2 separate regions of the Homo sapiens genome follow, and region 2 is linked to region 1. The links are chromatin contacts, found by Hi-C or POLR2A ChIA-PET in ENCODE. All regions are on one chromosome and are shown on one strand. Each heading gives the region's core, a stretch centred on a gene start or an enhancer-like site at or near the end of the contact. The rest is flanking DNA. Distances are from core to core; before and after follow the strand shown.

Region 1 (2,700 bases), core at 127-2,626:
GTGGATGGCCTGCCAGGGTCTGCTGGAGCCTGCCAGTATGTTCTGCCCGTGTGCTCCTCTTGACGTCCAGCTGCTTGTGTCTCTACCCACTAGGGTTTCGGGGGTTTTTATAGGCACAGAATGGGGGCATGGCGGGCCAGGGTCATCTTGGAAAATGCAACATTTGGGTGTGAAAACAGGAGTGCCTGTCCTCACCTAGGTCCGTGGGCACAGACCCGAGGGTGGCTCCCTCGCCAGGGACCCCACCCTTCTCCTCCCAGCACTTCCCTGCCCCTGCTCCTGTATCACTTCTTCATTCTCTACCTTGTGGAATGTGCCGCTTCAACCATCACTGAAGTAAAAATCTCCGGTTTAGTTGTTACTCCTTTCCTTCATGCAAGAGTGCCATGACCCAAACTACAGAGGGGCAGCTGTAAGGAGAGTGAGTACCAGAAAGTCAGGAGCACGGTTCGTGGGAAGAGGAAGAAGATCGGGGAAAAAGAAGAGCATCGTTTTATTTTTTTCTTTCTTTCTTTTTTTTTTTGAGCCAGAGTCTCGCTCTGTCACCCAGGCTGGAGAGCAGTGGTGTGATCTCTGCTCACTGCAACCACTACCTCCCAGGTTCAAGTGATTCTGGCACCTCAGCCTCCTGAGTAGCTGGGATTACAGGAGTGCACCATGACGCCAGGCTAATTTTTGTATTTCTATTAGAGACAGAGTTTTACCATGTTTGGCTATGCTGGTCTTGAACTCCTGATCTGAAGTGATCTGCCCACCTTAGCCTCCCAAAGTGTTGAGATTACGGGCAAGATGGAGTCTTGCCACATTGCCCAGGCTGGTCTTGAACTCCTGGATGCAAGCCATCCTCCCACCTCAGACTCCCAAAGTGCTGGGATTCCAGGCATGAGCCACTGTGCCCAGTAAAGAACATTATTTCCTGAGCCTTTCAGACAACCTCCGCTGTTACATGCAGCTTGGTTTGTCTTGACTCATGTTGGGGGAGGGCTTGCTTACCACTCATGATGTTGCTTCCATGTAGCAGGGCCTTCTATTACAGTAATATTCTGGACTTTCCGTATCCTTTGACTCACCCCTCCCAGGAGAAGATGGGTGACTTAATAGAATGATGAGTTTTGTAGAGGGAAGTGAGTTGTGTGGCTCAATTCCTCCCTCTCATGGGCCTGGCCAGCCAGCAGAGAGCCCCTATCCTGCTCTGCTCCAGTACCACTTACCTTTGCCTCTGCTGGGGGCCTGCAGGCCTCCAGAGCTGCCTGTGACTGGGTGGGTGAGTCTGTCTGATTCTGGGATTTAGTATTAGAAAGCTCAATCTCGCTGCACACCTACGGCCTATCTCCCCACCCAGCCTTTATGAGTAATACGGGTGGTGTTTCATCTCCATCTGCCTGACTCTTGTGACTGTCTCAATTGGTTCCAAGCTTGGGTGGAAAAGGGACTTCTTCAAATCTCAACAGCTGAAGTCTAGTACTTGAGTAGGAGTCGGGGCTGATCTGGTTGAACAGGCCAGGAAGAAACAGACTGCATTTCCTTGGCTCAGCCGTTACACAGTTTGCACTGGACAAATCCCATTTTCTTCTTGTGCCTGCCTTGAGGACTGCCATGCACTCCCTGACAGTTGCTGTTCCCTTCCCTCCATGGGAGGTTAGCCTTTGCTGCTGCTGTTTGGCTGCAGCAGCTGCAGACCTTTCTGCCAGCATCTTCTGCTTGACTAACACCATAGATGGGGAAGGAGACTTCAGGAACAAAGAGCTAGAAGAGCGGGCAGAGGCTGGGCATGGTGGCTCACACCTATAATCCGAGCACTTAAGAAACACAATTTAAGAATCTTAAGTCAGATCTTTCTATCACAGGGTTGCGGTGAACACAAAACCTTCTCCATACATGTCCCTGCCTAACCACAATTTAAGCACAGTGTTTTGTAAATAATGGAGGCCAAGGCAGGAGGATTGTTTGAGACCTGAAGTTCAAGACCAGCCTGGGCAACATAGTGTGACCCCTGTCTCTACAAAAAGTACAAAAATTAGCTGGGCGTGTTGGTGCACACTTATAGTCCCAGCTACTCAGGAAGCTGAATGAGGCAGGAGGATTGCTTGAGCCCAGGAGGTCGAGGCTGCTGTGAGCTATGATCATGCCACTGCACTCCAGCCTGGGCAATACAGCAAGACTGTCTCAAAAAAAAAAAATTCAATGTCAAAAGAGACAAGGATGAGACTGTTTTCACATTTCTACTGTCCTCACGGTTAGTTCTTTGAATCAAATCCCTCTTCCAACTTGGGATCTAATTTCCTTGGAAAGAGAGTATATGGAAAGCAAGAAGTTAAGGACCAGGGTCCTTTTTCTGACCACATTGCTGGCTGTGTGGCCTGGAGCACCACCCTCCTTCCTCTGCCTGAAATTCACTGCATATTAAGTACAGGTTGGGGGTGTGCTACATCGGTTCCTCTTAGTTTTGTAGAAGTACACTCTCACTAGAGTGCACAATCTATATTGAGTATGCACTGTGTCCTTGGCACTCTATTGGGTGCTATGAGGGACACAGGAGTGAGCCCTTCACAATTGCCTGGCATCTCTGGTAAGGGATGTCAGCTTCAAGCTTCGGAGAAGCTGCTTCCTAAGAATGGGACAGATAAAGTACTATGGAATTTTGATAAACCAGAACTGATCTCTAAAACTTTCTATTTAAGTCATCAAGCATTTACCAGA
Region 2 (2,720 bases), core at 117-2,616, 96 kb after region 1:
AATTAAGTTTCTAAAAAATGAGCCAATTTAACAAAAAATATTTAAGAGTAGAACAAAGGTTATAAACTAGTGAATGGGGGTATGTGGTTGACTGAAGTTTGGGAAATGCTGGATTAGATTATCTCTAAACTCCATCTATTCCTGATATTTTGTCACTCCACGATTCCAGGAAAAGGAGCAAAAGACTTGAATTTGCCCCAAACTGAATCATCTATCCCAGGAGCCAACTGTAGGCCACTTGTAGAACCTTAATCTTTTTATTCCTGGTAGAAAAGCAAACTAGCTCCCACTGCATTAAATGGAATTCAGCCCCTACCTGGGGAAAAAAAGGGACCAATGATATAGCCTCCAACTCTTCAGGGCCATCTTGGCTTCTGGTCTATCTGCTATGTGCACACAGTTTCAGCTTTGAGCTATTCAGAACCCACTATTAAGCTCAATGTCTCATTTTTTAATCCAGTAAATTAGCAGGATGTCGCAAATCTAGGTATGTTGTGTGTGTGTTGGGCAGGGGGGAGGTATGGGGGGAAGAGCGTCCTGGGGGAGAAGTGGGGAGAATTCAATTCCCTGTTACTTGGTTCCATGTTCTTCCTATCCTATATATCTAGCTTTACCTGGAAACAAAAATTATTTATTTGAAGAGGGCTTCAAAATTCTAACCTTAGTATTTCATTATTTTGCATCAGGAATTAATATCAGAAATATTTTATGCAAATCTTGCCTTGGAAGAATATATATCTAAACTAGCCTATTGTACACGCCAGTGGGTTTGCTGTCATGATTAGGAGATCGATTGCATTAACAGCCCCAATTTCTCTCCCCTCCCTGGATCCACACTGCTTTGTCATGTGATGTTAGAGTTTCTATCACTAAACAGGTGGGATCTCTTTCTTCACCTCTTGATTCTGAGTTTGGCCATGTGGTTTGCTTTGGTGAATGGAATGTTAGCAAATGTGACCCACACAGAACCTTGGAAAAGCCCTTAATGTTTCTGTTTCCACTTTTTGGCTTCCGCCATTACCATAAGAGACATGCATGAGCTAGCCTGTTGGAGAATGAAACACAGGGAACCTTTGCTTCTAGGTGCTTGTTTTCTGAGCTGAGGCTGTTCTGGAGGAGGTGATAGCCCGCTGACCTCCTGGCAGGTGATTGAGCCCAGCCCAGACCAGAAGAACCATGCAGCCAACTCTCAGTCTTCTGAGCTCAATACGTGCTTATGGCGTTAAGTTCTGAATTCTAGGGTGGTTTTTCCTGTATCATTTTTGTGTTGATAGATACCTGATAAACAAGCTAAATTTCCCTTGCCCTGCTCACAGCTGGAAGAGGTAGCCCTACGTCCTTCAGGCTGACAAAGTCCTTTCCTCATTTCTTCACTTCTCCTTTCACCCAATTCAGGCTACAGATGATTGGAGCAGATTCCACCATTGACCAAGAAGGAGTGAGTTCATTGAATGGCCAGTGACTAATCAGACTCTTTGTGTTTAGAAATAAAACAGAAGTGCAGAGACTTAAGTTAGATGATGGCATGTACTTAAAGAACATATAGAGCCTGACCTCACTGGGTCATGTAAAGCAAGCCATATGAGAGAGGGATGGTGGAGGAAGGGAGAAAGGAAATGGGAGAGAGAGCAAGAGAGAAAGAGAGAAATGATTGATTGATTATTGATTGAGGCAGGAGAGAAGTATAGAGAAAAGCAGATGAGTGTGGTCATGTCTTCTGATTCTGACTTTACAAAACCACTTCTGGTTTTGTTCCCAGTCAGCTCACGCATGTCGTGCTCTGCTTCCTGTCTTTGAATGCCTCTGTGGTTTTCTCTTAGGCACTTACAGTCAGTCTTTATTGAACCTACTCTGTGTAGTTTTGTTTTCTTACAATCAACATTTTTCTCTGGTTGAGAACATAGTCGCTAAGACTTCAGAAGGAATCAGTTTCCTTGCCTAGTAGTTTCATCAGAGAAGGGAGGGGCTGTGAGAAGGGAGAGGGAAGCTCTGGGAAGGGTTAGAAGAATGGAAATAATTGTGTTTAACTCAGTTTTACTCAGGGCTTGCCTCATCATCATCATTACACCTTCCTTTTGATATTTGCATATACGAAATAGGATTAGATAAGTTCTTTCCTTCTTCAAACCAAAACAACAGAAAAATTTCAGAGAAAACATAAAATAAGTTACTCTTTCAGATTTTTGTGTTGCTGTCCACCTACCTATAATTCATCACAACTCCCTGACACGCAACAATACACCTTTCTGAGCAATGAGGGCAGGAGGAGGCACCCCTTCCCCTGTAGGTGAAGGGAGCTGGAGTCCATTCTCATTGCCTTTACTGTGGAAGGTTTTCCCTGTGAGTCCACACTACCTCAGCCTACAGGCCACACACTAAGGAATATGCTTGTTGTTTCTGTTTAAAATGGAATTGTATTACTTTTCAGAAGCCCATGCATATTTAGGGTATTAGAGTATTCAAAGAGGGAAGAGCCAGGGCCCTCTTCAAGAGGGGCCTTCTTAGGAAAAGAACCAGCAACCTCATATCAGGGCTCTCTGTGCCTGGAAGGATCAGTCCAGTGAGCCAGACTGCATGTCTATGTGTAAATGCACATCAGGGGACATGAGGCTACACCACCTCCAAAGAAATAATCTATGGCTCTTGTCGACTCCCATTGCATTGTGCCTGAGGGGTTATATGATATCTACAGAAATGATCAATGTGGCTCCTAATATTCA

The links. A loop is a pair of places that touch in the nucleus more often than their neighbours do. ChIA-PET counts read pairs that join two places held with the same protein, here RNA polymerase II (POLR2A). Pooled maps may share reads with other maps.
Region 2: a loop to region 1 is called in a pooled map, with 9 times the contacts of the local background. The contact joins two enhancer-like sites. A Hi-C loop is called at or near these places in 1 of 168 maps with a recorded cell type or tissue (endothelial cell of hepatic sinusoid) and 6 of 50 pooled maps. POLR2A ChIA-PET finds 5 or more read pairs at or near these places in 5 of 52 experiments (AG04450, OCI-LY7, activated T-cell and 1 more).

What each region holds. Positions count from the first base shown.
Region 1 is chr9:70,466,080-70,468,779 of GRCh38, forward strand. The region is part of intron 3 of KLF9-DT (KLF9 divergent transcript); the gene reads left to right. It overlaps LOC105376079 (a long non-coding RNA gene), which reads right to left. Exons shown (of 3, transcript XR_929917.3): 3 at 320-410. Among named protein-coding and RNA genes, the nearest start is that of KLF9, 53 kb to the left of the region's middle. Within about 2 kb of position 1,377, at least 2 of the 41 ENCODE cell types and tissues checked have a DNase peak (open chromatin) inside an H3K27ac peak, as active enhancers do.
Region 2 is chr9:70,562,110-70,564,829 of GRCh38, forward strand. All of the region lies in intron 22 of TRPM3 (transient receptor potential cation channel subfamily M member 3), which reads right to left. Among named protein-coding and RNA genes, the nearest start is that of KLF9, 150 kb to the left of the region's middle. Within about 2 kb of position 1,367, at least 7 of the 41 ENCODE cell types and tissues checked have a DNase peak (open chromatin) inside an H3K27ac peak, as active enhancers do.